Linked DNA regions of Homo sapiens: region 2 is linked to region 1. A link is a loop called in an ENCODE intact Hi-C map of the cell type or tissue named here. Cell type or tissue: heart right ventricle. All regions are shown on one strand. Each heading gives the region's core, and the rest is flanking DNA. Links, peaks and the distances in the headings are about the cores only.

Evidence for each region. Hi-C counts contacts between places; a loop is a spot of excess contacts. Peaks named below come from ENCODE experiments on the same cell type or tissue, not always from the same donor. Only the 100,000 strongest peaks of a DNase experiment are listed, where the experiment ranks them.
Region 2: a loop joins it to region 1, with 2.9 times the contacts of the local background. A loop is called at or near these places in 4 of 110 quality-filtered maps.

Annotation. Positions count from the first base shown.
Region 1 is chr10:45,020,769-45,029,109 of GRCh38, reverse strand. No RefSeq gene overlaps it. Among named protein-coding and RNA genes, the nearest start is that of ZNF22, 24 kb to the right of the region's middle. In heart right ventricle, for the core only: no CTCF peak of the experiment used is centred there; no DNase peak of the experiment used is centred there.
Region 2 is chr10:45,221,790-45,230,130 of GRCh38, reverse strand. It overlaps LOC105378283 (a long non-coding RNA gene), which reads left to right and starts at 5,621. Exons shown (of 6, transcript XR_001747443.2): 1 at 5,621-5,812. In heart right ventricle, for the core only: no CTCF peak of the experiment used is centred there; no DNase peak of the experiment used is centred there; H3K27me3 peaks cover 5,071 bases.

The DNA.
Region 1 (8,341 bases), core at 307-8,306:
ATATCTAATATGTAATATGTATACTGTATATAAACATCTAATATGTATATTTATGTAATTAATTATTGAATATTATACATATTAGATGTTTATATATAGTATATATAAAATTAAATCCTTCTCCCCCAAAAAAAGAGAAGAAAGGAAAAGAAATATATCAAATAGAAAAAAGTTAATCCATATAAAGAAAAAAGACGGTATATATAAACACATTTATCTCTGTAACTATGTTAAATATAAATAATGTAATTGTGTCAATAAATAGACAAACTGAATTAGAAAAGTAGAAGACTAATTCACCTATATGCTATTACAAGTAAACAACTTGTTAAGGACACAAAGTTTAAAAGCAAAATTGTGGGAAAAGGTATTAAGAAAACAGTGAAAAAGGGAAACTGATATAGAAATTAATGGCAAAGTAGGCTTTAAGGCAGGAAAAGTCACTAGAGAAAAAGGAATATTTCATAATTAGGAAGGAATCAATTTACCAGGAAGATATAACAATTCTCAATGTGTATGCACCAAATAATATAGTTTCTAAATATAAAAAACAAAAATTGACAAAATAGAAGAAGAAACAGAAAAAACACAATTAAAGTAGGAGACTATAATACGCCTCTCAATAACCAATAATATAATCTAAAAAGGATATATAGTAAAGATAAACATTCTGAAGAGCTTAACTGAGAAATGTGACCCAATTGATGTGCATAGAATCCAACAACATCAAAATACAAAATCTTTCAAGTGTACATGGAACATTCACCAAAACTGGCCATATTTTGAGTACAAAGTAAATCTCAATACAAAATAATCAAAATTATTCAAAGTACATACTCTAAGCATAGTTCATAGAGGAAAATTTTTGGCCTTAAATGCATACTTAGAGGAAAAAGTATATCTGAAATGTTATTTTTTAACTTTCCTCTAAATAAGCTAGAAAAAGAAAGTAAATCAAACTTTTGAAAGGCTAATGAAAACATAAAGAAAATAGCAGAATTCCATGACATTAAAAAAAAAATGAAAATAGAAAACAACAATTTCAATAAAATGACTTTTTTTATATGTTAATAGAATTGATGTTAGAATTGATATGATAGCAAGACTGATAAAGAAAAAAACAAAAATTACAAATAACAGGAATGAAAAAAGGGACATCATTCCAAATACTACAGATATTTTAAAAATAATAAAATATTTTGGCAGTTTTTTGCTTAATTCATATATATCATTCTCTGGGTTCTTCCCTGGAAGGACTACACCAATAGGAGTTCTTTGTTCTCTGTTCTTCCATTTGGGGGTACCCTGACAAATTGGAGGTTGGAAGGAGAGTGAAGTCAGGGTATTTATTCTAACAGCTTCCTCCCTACTGTGTCATTTCAGAGGAATGGAGGCTGGATGCCTCCATCAAGTGCCCTAGCTCCTCTCAATGGTCACCCTCACCATACAATTATCCTTCCCACTATGACAATCATTCCTTCCCCTCTTCTCCCCTCTTTAAGCCTAAGGGTGGTTCCAGCCCCACTGCTACTAGCCCCAGGGTGCTGCACTGTTTCTTGTGATTTTCCCACATCTTGCCCATAACTTTAATAATTTTCTCTATAAGAGATAGTTTCTTTAATAAATCCTCTACAGAAAATCCTAATTGGAACATACCATCTGTTTCCTGCTGTGACTTTCACTGATACAGCTCCTTTGTCCCCAATATCCTTCTCCTAACATATTGCTTTATCTTAATTAGCAATGTCACATTTCAATAGGTTGTCCAAGCCAGAGATGTAAAAAAAATCATTCTAGTGCCTTTCCCTTCTCTCATTCCTCATACCTAGCCATTGCTGAGTCTGTGTGATTCTTGCTTTTTTTTTTTTTTTTTAAAGAAATCACTTTTGTTGCTCCCCTCTTCTATCATCACAACCACTGGCCTCATTAATCAGGCCCATATCATTTCTCTCTGAAAAAAAAAATGCTGCACTCTTTCAATTGGCACCTGCAAGGTTGTTGCTCTGCACTCTACTTGTGCACTCATCAGTGGAAGGATGAAGGGGGCTGAAACCTCACTTCTCCTCCACATTACATGTTATATGTCCTGCAGCAGGGTCCTGTTAACTTGGAGGAAAGGATTCCTTTCTTATTCATACAAAAACAATGAAACTAGTGGTGGTCCTGAATTTAGCAACCAACAGCCCATGTAATGTTCTGACCACCAATATAATCCAGCCAACACATGATCTAGTAACATAATCTAGAGCCTTGCTTGGCATAAAAAGCCCACAAAGATGTGGTCCCTGCTTAGTTCAGATTTTTTTTTCTTTTTTTTCTTTTATTATTATACTTTAAGTTTTAGGGTACATGTGCACATTGTGCAGGTTAGTTACATATGTATACATGTGCCATGCTGGTGCGCTGCACCCACTAACTTGTCATCTAGCACTAGGTATATCTCCCAATGCTATCCCTCCCCCCTCCCCCTACCCCACAACAGTCCCCAGAGTGTGATGTTCCCCTTCCTGTGTCCATGTGATCTCATTGTTCAATTCCCACCTATGAGTGAGAATATGCGGTGTTTGGTTTTTTGTTCTTGCGATAGTTTACTGAGAATGATGATTTCCAATTTCATCCATGTCCCTACAAAGGACATGAACTCATCATTTTTTATGGCTGCATAGTATTCCATGGTGTATATGTGTCACATTTTCTTAATCCAGTCTATCATTGTTGGACATTTGGGTTGGTTCCAAGTCTTTGCTATTGTGAATAGTGCCACAATAAACATACGAGTGCATGTGTCTTTATAGCAGCATGATTTATAGTCCTTTGGGTATATACCCAGTAATGGGATGGCTGGGTCAAATGGTATTTCTAGTTCTACTAATCTCTACTTTGTGTTCTATTCTCCAGCTATGCTAACCCCTGGCAAGTTCCTAAATGTGACATTCTATCTCACACTTTCATATCTTTGTACAAACTGCAATCTCTGGAATACCCTTCCTCTGCTCCTGTGCTGTGTGGGCTTCAAGATGGTCCCTAGTCATCTCTGCCTCCTAATGTTCACATCCTGTGTGGTTCCCTCCCTTGAGTGTTGATGGAGGGGGAGATCTAAGTTAATTCTAACCAATAGAACATAGCAGGCATAATGGAATATCACCTCTATGATTATGTTACATACGATTGTAACTTCTACCTTGCTAGCAGACTGTCTCTTGCTGGCTTTGGTGAAACAAATTGCTATCCTATGAGCTGCTATATGAGGAGGCAGGCCCACATAGTAAAGAACTATGAGAAGCTTCTAGCCAACCACGAGAAGGAAATAAAGTCCCTCAGTCAATAGAACACAAGAAACTGAATTCTGCCAATAACCACATAATTGTGGAAGAACATCCTTCCCCAGTCAAGCCTTGAGATGAAATTGCAGCCCCAGCCACCATCTTTTTTCTCCCCAATTGTTTTCTTTTTCTTTTTAGTTGACACATAGAAGCCATACATATTTATAGAATGCAGAATAATATTTTGATGTATGTATACAATGTGTAATTACAAAATCAGGGTAATTGGTATATCCATTACCTCAAACACATCATTTCTTTCTGTTGTGAACATTCAAAATTCACTCTTCTAGTTTTCTGAAAATACACAACAAATTATAATTAACCATATTCATGCTACAGTGCTACAGAACACTAGAACTTGTTCTTTCTCTTTAGCTGTAACTTTGTATCAGTTAGCCTTCTCCTTATCTCCCCTCCCTTCTACCCTTTCCAGCCTCTAATACCCACAATGCTACTCTCTACTTCCATGAGTTTGGTTTTTATTTAGCTCCTACATATGAATGAAAACATTCAGTATTTATCTTTCTGTGCCTGACTTATTTTGCTTAACATAACATCCTCCAGCTCCATCCACGTTGCCATGAATGACAAGTTTTTATTTCATATTTTTTTTTGAGACAAGGTCTCTGTCACCCAGGCTGGAGTATGGTGGCATGATCATAGCTCACTGCAGCCTCGAACTACTGGGCTCAAGTGATCGCCCTGTCTCAGCCTCCTTGAGTAGCTGGAATTACAGGCATGTGCCACCATGCCCCGTTGCTTTTTTGTATTTTTCCTAGAGACAGGGTCTCACTATGTTGCCCAGGCTGGTCTTGAACTCTCAAGCAATCCTCTAACCTCAGCTTCCCAGAGTGCTGGGCTTACAGGCATGAGCCACCGTGCCCAGCACAGGATTTCATTTTTTATGGCTGAGTAGTATTCTATCGTGTATACACACCAAATTTTTTTAATCCATTCATCTGTTGATGGACATTTATGTTGATTCCATATCTTAGTTATTGTGAATAGTGTTATGGGGGTGCAAGTATGCCTTTGATATACTGATTTCATTTCCTTTGGAAAACACTCAGTAGTGAGATTGTTGGATTGTTTGGTAGTTTTAGTTTTTTGAGAAACCTCCACACGGTTTTCCACAATGCCAGCCAACATCTTGATTGCAGCCTGGTGGGAAGCCAGGAAGCATAGGACCCCAAGAAGCTATGCCTGAACTCTTGACTCATAGAAACGATAAGATAATAAGTGTATGTTGTTCTAAACTGCTAAGTTTGTAGTTATTTGTTATGCAGCAACACATAACTAATACAGCCTCTGAATTCAGAAAACTCTTGGTCATCAGAGGCTGGGATGCTCCTTCCTCTTGATTCCAATACACCAAGTGCATTCCCCATCATGCTAGCCAGAGACTCGAGAGCTGAACTCTGTCCATTGTAATTCTCACTTTTCTTTCTTTCTTTCTTTTTTTCTTTTTTCTTTTTTTTTTTTTTTTGAGATGGAGTCTTGCTCTGTTGCACAGGCTGGAGTGCAGTAGTGCCAACTCAGCTCACTGCAACCTCCAACTTCCGGGTTCAAGCAATTCTCCTGGCATCAGCCTCCTAAGTATCTGGGATTACAAGTGCATGCCACCACGCCTGTCTAATTTTTTGTATTTTTAGTAGAGGCAGGGTTTCATCATGTTGGCCAGGCTGGTCTGGAACTCCTGACCTCAAGTGATCCACCCTCCTCGGCCTCCCAAAATGTTGGGATTACAGGTGTGAGCCACTGTGCCCGGCCTCATTTTTATTTCTATGTTCTTTTTCTCTACACTCTGGATGTGTCTCCTGATCTCTCTTTTACATCATTTTGTTGTCTAAAATATCTGCGTTGGTCTCTGCTGCTTTCAGTGTGGATTTCAATTGCCTAGATTTCAATTTTAGATTTCTTGCAATCTTTCCTAATCCAACTGTTTTCTTATTTTGTCTTTTTGCTTTCTGAACTTGGCTTCTCTCATATTTGTGAGGATGAGAAGCATTTTGCTGCATTTCAGTAGATAGTTTTCAGAAGTATTATACCAGGTCTGGTGCCAAACTCCCATCCTCTCAGTCTTGCTTCTGATTCCAGCAGTGACTGAGGCAAACAACTTAGCATGGGCTTTGACTCACCTCACACCACAAGCGTCTTGCTCCAAATATGCCTTGCACATCCTTTACTTTCATTTTTGGATGTCTTTGTCATCATAGACTGCAGCCCTCTCTCCAGCACACAAGAACCATCACAATCTGGAAGTATGTGGGGGATTTAGTGTCCTGGGCAGCGGCCCTATCAGAGCCAATGGATAAAGGCTGCTCCCTGTGGGTCCTTGGATAGACAAATGGGAGAGACACTCTATAGGCTCCTTTGAATGTCCTGATGGAATTAAGTTCCAGTTGCTCTCAGTCTTTCTTCCTTTTATCACTTTCCCAGGGGCCTCCCTTCCATTCTCTGAGATTTTCTCCCAAATAAATTATCCTATATATATATTCTTGCTTAGTCACTGTTTTTGGTAGCATCCAAGCCAAGCCAAGTATATTCTTCCTTTCTAATGCCAGGATAATTCCTTTTTACTACTCTGTATTATTTGCCAGCAACCTAGATGACCTGGAAGCACCTTCTTGCCCAGAGCCTCCTGATGAGAGCCCAGCCTAAACCTTGATTTTGGTCTTGTGAGATCCTAAGCAGAAAACTCTGTTGAGCCCATCCAGAATTTTGACCAACAGACCTATGTTGTTTTAAGCTACTTAGTTGGTGGTACCTTGTTTTCTCACTGATCTTGAATCACAGGAGCAGGCCAAGAGATAGAACCTGTACTGGGTTAGATAGTGTCTCCCCAAAATTCATGTCCTTCCTGAATTTTAGAATGTGACCTTATTTGGAAATAGGACCATTGAAAATGTACTTACGGTTAAAATGAGGTCTTATTGGAATAAGTGGGCCCTTAATCCATTCTAACTGGTATTGTTATAAGAAGAGAAGAGGCACAGACACTGAGACACACCAGGGAGAAGGCTTTGCGAAGATGGAGGCAGAGATTGGAACAATGTGTCTATAAGCCAAGGAATGTTAAAGATAGCCAGCAGCAACAAAACCTAAGAGAAAGGCATGGAACAGATTATTCTCCTCCAGACCCCACAAGGAGTACATGGCCCGGTGTACACTTTGATTTCAGACTTCTAACACCCAGAACTGTAAGAAGACAAATTTCTGTTATTGAAAGCCACCCAGTTTGTGTTACTTTGCTATATAGCAGGGCTAGAAAACTAATACAGGACCTAAGTGTTTTTCTGCTGTTTTTATGTCACCTTTGTTTCATCAATCAAAGCCTGAGCCTTCCATGTAACAAAGTCTGGACTGTATTCCTTAATCTAGGCTTATTTGTTAATAGGTTGTCTATCATTCTGAGGTTTTAGTGAGAGCATGGGTTTGTATTCTCACCTGTGTGTTCAGGAAGATATCAGTGGGCAGTTGAAATAAGCTCTTTTAGAGACTGCTCTAGTAGTCAGGGCTCTCCAGAGAAGCAGAATCAGTCAGATATGTATAGATGCATAAAAGGAGATTTATTTTATTTTATTTTTTGAGACAGAGTCTCCCTCTGTCACCCAGGCTGGAGTGCAGTGGTGTAATCTCAGCTCACTGCAACCTCTGCCCCCTGGGTTCAAGCAATTCTCCTGCCTCAGCCACCCTAGAAGCTAGGATTACAGGCATGCGCCACCATGAATGGCTAATTTTTGTATTTTTAGTAGAGATGGAGATTTCACCATGTTGATCAGGCTGGTCTCAAACTCCTGACCTCAGGTGATTCATCTGCCTTGGCCTCCCAAAGTGCTGGGATTACAGGAGTGAGCCACCACGCCCAGCCTATAAAAGGAGACGCCCAGCCTATATCATGGAAATTGGTTCACATGATTATGGAGGCCAAGAAGTCCCACGATCTGCCATTTGCAAGCTCAAGAACCAGAAAAGCAGGTGGTATAATTCCATTTGACTCCAAAGGTCTGAGAACCTAGGGGGCTGCTGGTGTCAGCCTCCAAATATGAAGGCTCAAGAACCAATAGTATCAGAGCCTAAGGGCAGGAGAAAATGGATTTCCCAGCTCCAGAGGAGAGTGAATTCACCTTTCCTCTGCCTTTTTGTTTTATCCCAACTCTCAAGGGATTGGATGATGCTCATCTACATTGGTGAGGGCTTATCTTCTTTATTCTGTCTACAGATGCAAATGCCAATCTCTTCCCCACATACACATCCAGAAATAATGATTTATCCACTACGTGCATATTATTTAACCCAGTCAAGTCAACAAGTACAATTAACCATCACAACCACTATGAAGCATGACCATTCTGAGTGTTGTTGTTGCACATTTTGGAAACTTACTATAATTTTTTTCTAGGACCATGTGAGGCATTAATTAATTATCAAAATAATAAATGTTGATAGAAGATAAGTAAGTCTTTCAATCCACTACATAAACTTTGCCTTGGCTTTGGAGCTCTGGAGGTTTAAAAGGCCAGCTCTGGAAAGGAAAGGCCTAAGCCACTCAATTTCCCTTGAATTTCAGAAAGGAAATAAAAGAATATATGATTGTCAAGTGGTATTATTTGGAATAACATACCCTCAGCATCAGAAAATGGAGAAGAGGAAACTGAAAAGAATCTGTGTAACGTGCAATAGCATATATACTTGAGACATTCTTCTACATGGCTGCCAGAAAGATCCATTAAAAATGCAAATCTGGCCAGGCGCAGTGGCTCAGGTCTGTAATCCCAGCACTTTGGGAGGCCCAAGGTGGGTGGATCACTTGAGGTCTGGAGTTTGAGACCAGCCTGGCCCACAGGGTGAAACCCCATCTCTACTAAAAATACAAAATGAGCTGGGCGTGGTGGCAGGCACCTGTAACCCCAGTTACTTGGGAGGTGGAGGCAGGAGAGTTGCTTGAACCGGGGAGGCAGAGGTTGCATTGAACCGAGATGGTGCCCCTGCACTCCAGTCAGGGTGACAGAGTG
Region 2 (8,341 bases), core at 157-8,156, 200 kb before region 1:
CTCATTCTCCAAAATTGCAGCCCAAGCTGTGCCTAGGCCCCTTTGAGACACAGCTGGAGCTGGAGTGACCAGGATGTGGGGAGCAGTGTCTTGAGGCTGTGCAGGGAAGCAGGGCCCTGGGCCTGGCCCATGAAATCATTCTTTCCTCCTAGGCCTCTGGGCCTGTGATGGGAGGGGTTTCAGCAAAGTTTTCTGAAATGCCTTTGGGGCCTTTTCTCCGTTATCTTGGATATTAGCACTTGACTCCCTTTTAGTTATACAACTATCTCTAGCAAGAGGATGCTCCACAGTCTGCTTGAATCCCTCTCCTGAAAAAGCTTTTTCTTTCTCTGCCATATGGCAGAGAATTTTCCATGTACACAAAATTTACATATGGCTGTAAATTTTCCAAAATTTTACTCTCTACTTTCCTTTTTAATATATGTTCCAACTTGAAGTCATTTCTTTGCTCCCACATCTGAGCATATGCTTTTAGAAGCAGCCAGGCCAAATCTTGAACATTTCGCTGCTTAGAAATTTTTTCCACCAGATACCCCGGGTTGCCACTCTTTAGTTCAAACTTCCACAGATCCCTAGGGCATGGACAGAATGCAGCCAAGCTCTTTGCTAATGCATAATATGTGTCACCTTTGCTCCAGTTCCCACTAAGTTCCTCATTACCATCCAAGACCTTGGCAGCCTGGACTTCATTATCCATATCACTATCAGATTTTTAGTCACAACTATTAACCAGTCTGTAAGAAGTTCCAAATTTCCCTCATCTTTCTGTCTTCTGAGCCCTCCAAACTCTTCCAACTTCTCTACCCATTACTTTGTTCCAAAGTCAGTTCCACATTTTCAGGTATCTTTATAACAAAACGCCACTCCTGGTACCAATTTTCTGTATTAGATCATTCTTGCATTGCTATAAATAAATACCTGAGACTGGGTAATTTATAAGGAAAAGAGGTTTAATCTGCTCACAGTTCTGTAGGCTTTATAGGAAACATGGTGCTGATATCTGCTTGGCTTCTGGGGAGGCCTTGGGAAGCTTATAATCATGGAAGAAGGTGAAGGGGAAACGAGCATGTCACATGGTGAAAGCAGGAGCAAGACAGCGAGAGTAGGGGGCAGGTGCCAACACTTTTAAGTAACCAGAACTCATTTGAACTCAGAGTGAGAGCTCACTTATCACCAAGGGGATGGCCCAAGCCATTCATGAGGGATCCACCCTCATGATCTAAACACCTCCCACCAGGCCCACCTCCAACATTGGGTATTACAACTCAACATGAGATTTGGGCGGGGATAAATATCCAAACTATATTATATATTTACTCTCAAGAGTACAAAGTTTCCATAAGCAGCACCACTGCCTATTCCTTAACACAATATATTAAGTTATAAATAAACAATATAGTTTGCCATTTAACAACAAGTAGAAAGTTCAATAGCACATCCTTATCTCCAGTGCTGCCAGACATGTAACTTAGTGAGGTAGTTATCAGCTTCCTTTTTATAAGAACATCCAATGCTTTTATAAAGTTTTTCACTGCCTCTAGAAAAGCAGAAGCCTTTACAAAGGAAATTTGCTTTATGTTAATTATGCAAAATCAAGGGTTATTAAGAACATGAGACCAAGTGAATGAAAGAAGCTGTGGAATATATTACTTCATCTTACTCTAATACTCAAATTTCAGAGAAATTATTCCTGGACAGAGTATGGAGGTACATAAAGAAAATACTCTCACCTTAAAAATTCAGCTACTTGGGAGGCTGAGGCAGGAGAATCGCTTGAACTCAGGGAGGTGGAGGTTTCAGTGAGCCAACACCACGCCACTGCACTCCAGCCTGGGTGACAGAGTGAGACTCCATCTCAAGAAAACAAACAACAAAAAAAATTCCTGCTCCCTTTTTGTATTATGGATAGATATATCAACTTTATGGATGACATTTCTATTGGAAAGGACAGCAAATGCAATGAGTAACACCATCAAATCCAAAGGGTCTTGATAAGCTAGAAAAATGGGCCAATAGTAACAGATGAAATGTGATAGATATAAAATCTTCCTCTTTTATCTAATAAATGAATTGCAAAGGTACAGAATACAGGGAAAGTTTAATAATAACATGAAATGACACAGTACTTTTCTGAAAGCAAGATTAACATGATGTAGCTGTCAAAAAAATGATGCTTGGATCATGGATTGCATCATTAGAGTAATGGTATCATTTCCACTCAGAAGGGCATGCTTTTCTAGGAGGCATATTGGAATATCTGGGAGGGGTGTACATGAAATTGAGGAAAGCATAATCAATATTATTATGTAATTTTAAAATTAAAAATACAGAAAAAAGAGACAAAATGAAGCTTTACAAAATCTTCCAGGCTAACCATCTAGGAAATAAACAGTGATTTTTTAGTGGGTTAGGGGATTGACAGGCTTGGAAGCATGACATTTTCATGTACAGCAAAGGGAAGTAGTTATTGAGCAATTCAGTTTTTGAGTAATTCAGCTGGAAGAAGGAGAAAAGAGTCGACTCTACTCTCATTAGTAAGACCCATCATATATCCTCTGGTTTTGCTTTACATTTAATTCACTCATTTCCAAATGTTTATTGAGCATCAGCTATGTGACATATACTAAGTGCACTGAGGATAAAGCAGAGAACAGACAGCCATACAAGACTATCAGCTGATTTCTCCCAACTTCACAAAGCACACTTCCCAGGTCCATCTTGCTTGATTTCCTGAGCCAGTCCCAAGGCAAAAACCTTAATATTCTTATCTGGTGAAACACACATTGAGTCAACTTCCCAGATCTAGTGGCCAAGGGATGTTTCCTGATTCCACGTTGTGTCACCATGAAGTCTCACTGCTAGCAATCAGGACCCTGGACAGGCTAACCATCACCCTAGCAAATTAATCAAACCCGAGAAGGGGGTGTGGGAATACTGATTTATAGGTGGTCAGAAGTATAGGTGACAGTCAACCTAAAGTAGGGGACAGTCTTGTGGAAATGCACCCTTAACTTGTGGGATTTGACTGTAAGTTGAGGTAGTATCAGAATTAAGTTAAACTGTAGGACACTTAGCTGGTGTCTGCTGGAGAACTGTTTCATGTGTGGGGGAATCTCTGGTGTCAGAAGTGTTGAGCGTGTAAGAGTAGCAAAAACAGTTTGGTTTTTACTATCTCAAACAGGAGTGAAAACAAATTCCTGTGAAGCAGGAGTGAATGGAGGCATGCAGCCCAAAATAACTTTGAGAGAGAAATGCAGGAGGTTTGGGACTCTCTGTTCCAGGTGTTATCTGGATGTGGGGCTGGCAGGTGCAGTGTGAGGAGCTAAAACCAAAGTCATGGAGTTGCCTTAACTGGCACTGACAATCCATCATTTCCCTCCACCAGCAAAGGTAGCCTGGTGATGACCTGCAGGCATAACACTGGGTTCTTGCCTCTAAAGAAATTCAACAATCAGCCCAAGGATCTAGGAGGAAAACAATACACACAAACGAGAGGAAAGAAACCACTCCAGCTATCTAGAAAAACCATTTCAGATCTTCACACTTGAACTCAAAAGGACAACAAAGAATAAACCACCAGAGAGGGGAAGAATTTTTCTTTTCTAGGGGAAAGACTAGATAAACACACATAAGAATGGAGCCTTGAAGAAACATAATTTAGTGAACAGAAGAGAGGTTTAAAAACTATTATCCTCAGTGATACTTGAGAAGAGAGTACATTTATGAAACAAAAACAGGGTGTTATTATAGAGAAACAAGAGTGGGGCTGTCCAATAGGACTGGTGTCCTTATAACAGGAAGAGACACCAAGGGTGTGATTGCACAGAGAAAAATACCCTGGAAGGACACCAAGAGAAGACAGTCATCCACAAGCCAAGGGGAGAGTCCACAGGATAAATCAAATCTGCTGGCACCTTGATCTTGAACTTCCAGAACTGTGAGAAATTTCTGTCGTTTAAGCCATCCGGTCTGTGGTATATTGTAACGACAGCACTAGCCGATTAATACAGGTACTACTGTCTTCAGCCTACACAGTCAAGATTCACTATTAGAAACTGATGGAACAAGAACAATTCTAATTTTTTCAAGAAAGTTCTTTTGCTTTAGAAGAGTTAGTGATTCAAGAAATAAATGTATTAGGAGATTACCAACTAATACATACAGATGAAATTATGAAGTTAGAAAATCATCAGTGGATGCTAAAACTACTAGGTAAAAATTAGATGAGAAAAGGGACGTAATCCAATAGCACCTCCCCCCAGCATTATTTTTAATCATAAAGAAAAAATAGTAACTTTATGGTGAAGAAACCTCGCAGACACCACCTTAACCAAGTGAACATCATCAATACTGGGAGAAACCGATGTTATCTCTACCTTGATAACATGCACTGGAAAAGACACATCACTTAGTGGTGTTTCTCCAAAAATTCATAACCTGAAAGGGAACATCAGACAAACTCACTTTAAAGGATATTCCACACAATACCTGGTCTGTACTCTTAAATAACGTCATTTCAATAAATATAAAAGCCAAGGAACGGTTCCAGATCAAAGAAGACTAATGCAGGAATAACCCTTTCATCTGGAATGTTTTTTAAGCAATAAGTTTCTGCTTTCGAATTTAAGAGTGCAGATCCTTTTTTAATCCAATTGGTTCAGGGCTAGAATTACATTATTTTACATCTCCTTAAAGCTTTGATCCCCGCTACAATCTACAATATATAAATGCATGTGTGGTATCCGTCTATCATCAATTTAGGTGACAATAGGAGAAAAGTGCCTGGTGCCAATCTTTATTCCATAGTATGAAATTGTCTCTCAGGACAGGGTTTTTGGTGAGAGAAGCACAGGATATTGCTGGGTAACAGACTGGGTCAGGAAAGAGGGAGGCAGAGGGCAGCAGTTTTGCTAGAATTTAAAATTTGGTTGCTTTTGGAAGAGAAAGCGGGAGGTTCCTGGGAGCCAGAATGTTATGTTTCACAGATGTAAAAGTCATAGTCGGGAAAGACATCGCTTTAGTGGTGTTTTCAAATGACCTTTAAATGGTAGGGTTTTACTTGTAGCTTCCAGCCCTGAGGGTGGTTCTTGTTGCTTAAGGGCAAAAGGGTCAGGGGTAAAAGCCAGCCTTAGAAACCTGTCAAAAAAGATTTCCAGCGGGGCGCTGGAGAAACGTAGACCACGCCAGAATTCCTGTCTGGAGAAGCTCTTCATAGGGCGAGAGGCTGCGTGCCCCACAAGGTCCTTCAGAGGCACATTGTGGGACTCAGGGTAGCAACTTCTGGCGAGTGGAGCCGCAGTTACAGAAGCGAAACATTCGAAGGCAATTTACTTCCAGCTTTCGCAACACCCACCCTCAGCCATTACCCTCCCTTGCGCAGTCGCGCCATAAACTTCTCTGCTTTCCCCCACAGCCCTCTGGGCTTCGACCCATCAACTGAACACGCGCCAAACATCGCGCGCACGCGCCAAGCTCGGCCCAATCAGAGTTCCAAACCGCGGAGTGTTCGCCACGGCGATAAATTAACCTCAGCGTGGCGCGGGGTCTCGAAGCCGAATAACGTACGTGATTGGCCAGCCTCTTCCATATTCTTTTAAGGGCGGAACCTGGCCCTGGAGCCACGCCTAGCGAGCTGTTCTCTTAATATGGGTAGGTTCGGGCGTGGAGCTGGCAGCTGCGCGGTGTGCCGAGACAGGGCGTGTTAGTTATTTAGTGCAGGTGTAGCAGGGAACGAGGGCATCTGTCGCAGCCGGAGTGCGTCCTGCCGAAGCCTGTGGTTGCACGCCCACCCTCTTAGGGGCTGCCCTCTGCGGTGAGTGTGTGCGGCGTCGCACTTGGGGTTGCTTCTCTCTGCGTGGCCGGACCGGGGCTGGACCCTTCCCAGTCCCCTGCCCTGCCCCATCCCCTCCCTGCACCCGGACGCCCTTCAGGCTGACGTGGCTTTGGTTTAAACCCTCTCCACACTTTTCCAGGTTGTCCGTTACCGACTGTAATGCTCCAGGTTTCTAGGCGTGATGCACAAGGCCTTTCCGAATCTGAACACTACCTTACCCTTCCATGCAGTTGGCATTTCAGCCATTCTGAATTTATTGTCCTTTCTGGACCGGAGCCTACTTGTTCAGATCTTGGTGCTTTTACGAATTCTGTTTTCTCTCACCCTCAGTCTTTTTCACCTGAAATCGTTTTACTTCTAAGAGTCAGCTTAGACATCACCACCTGTGTAAAATCTTCTCTGTCTGCACCAAGCTAACATAGCCACTCCCTGCCCTGTGAAGTTGGACGTGTGCCTTGTTTTGTGACTTCTGTCACGTAGGATTGTAATGATTTTTTTTTTTTTTAATCTAGAAGTCTCCCTTCTCCACTGGGACATTGGGAAGACAAAAGCAGTGCAATGTTCATGCTTGCATTTTTTTTTTTTATAATAGTGCCTGGAGCACAGTAGATGCTCAAAAATAGTTTGAGGAATGAAAAAAAATGAAAGAATGATGGATTAGGCCCATGAGTGTGTGAGATCACGTCCAGGATGTGACGAGAGAAGAAGGGAGATGTTCAGGAGACCCTGAAAGGTGATGGAAAGCCATTGAGACATGGAAAGAATGGCAGAGTCAGGTTTACTGTGAAGCCATGCTTTTCCCGGTTTGAAAACCTGCCTGGGATAGAGATTGGAGTTGATGCCATTAATACGTCTTGGCAGAAGGAAAAGGGAGGAAATGTAGTTGATTTGCGTTTCATAGCCTTTATGAAAATACGTGCCATTAAACTTAGGTTGTGTACTAGTTAGCTTCTCAGCCTTGGTGTGTGTTGGTCTCTTGCATTCCGTAAGGGTCCTCGCTGTCAGCAACAGAACAGATGCCTCTGGAACTGAAGATCTAGGTGTGTCCCTTGCTGCCCCTGCCCAGCTCTGCCATGATCATGGTCATTATTGGGAGCACTGTTGATACAGAGGAGAAAGAGAAGGGGATAGGGAAGATGATGCCTGGCATAGCGGGACCCTTGGCCCCCATGGCTTTCCTCCCTCCAGCACTCGTTCTCACTGGGTAGAAGAGAGAGGCTGCTTTCAGCAGAGGAGCTTTATACCCTTCAGCTTTTGAAGAGGAGACTTTATGTGATATTTATAAATGGGGAGAATGGCTTAGCTATTTCGGTTGAGCTCTATTATCTCTTTGAAGCCATTGCTTTTATTAGGGAAGAAAAGATAGCCACTTGCTTCCTGAAGTAAATTTCAGTATTGGGTACTGAAAAGCAAGATCATTCTTAAATTTTCCTAAAGAAGAAGCTAATGAAGAATAATAGTGCTTTTTGGGAAGCTGGGTGGAAGTGAATTTGGAGATGTCAAGAGTCCACTTCCTCTGGCTTCTGTAACATTGACCCAAGGCTGCTCTCTGCAAACTCCCTGACCTCGGGACTCCTCGGAGCCTACGGGGTTCCAGGATGCTCTTCGGAGCCTCCACTAGGGCTCAGTTCTCAGCAGTGCACACACAGTGACACAGTGCTTAATATATACAAGTATTAAAATATTTCACTTGGCTACATTAATTATAAGTGTAATTTTTTTTTTTTCCTGAAAACAGGGTCTCGCTCTGTCACCCTGGCTGGAATGCAATGGTGCATTCACAGCTCACTGTGGCCTCAACCTCCCAGGCTCAAGTGATCCTCCCACCTCAGCCTCCTGAGTAGCTGGGACTGTAGGTACACACCACCACGCCTGGCTAATGGTTTTATTTTTTTGTAGAGATGGGGTCTTGCTATGCTGCCCAGGCTAGGCCTCAAACTCCTGGGCTCAAGGAGTCCTCCCATCTTGGCCTTCCAACGTGCTGGCATTACAGACTTGAGCCACCACACCTTCCTCCATATTTCTTTACTGATAACATTTTAGCTGTTACCAGGAAGTTTTATATATTAGTATCCAGATTAAACACAGGGAACAATTAACTGGCATGTACAGAGAATAGTTCTTGCATCTCAAGCTTTCCGTTCATTATTTTAATTTATCAAAAGGTAAGAATTAAGCTTTGAAGATAACAGTAAGGTATTGTACTACTAAGCATATGAGATGCCTGTCTTTCTTCTTGGGAGAGTTGTATCTTCTAACGCAGCACTTCCTTAGAGACAGCAAATTACCTTTGAAAGCTGTTTTGAGGAGTTTAGGTACCAAGAGCTTTCTGATGGGGAAAACTTCTTAGGCTGGAGACAGATATTAGACAGGTTCTACAGTTTTCTTATAGTCCAGCCAGATTCTTGAAATGCTCAGTTCCTACCGTAAGAGGCAGAGGAATACAGGGAGCATATGAGGGGAACTTGGATTTGGATAGATGTGGGTTCAAATTCTGCTACTTAGTAC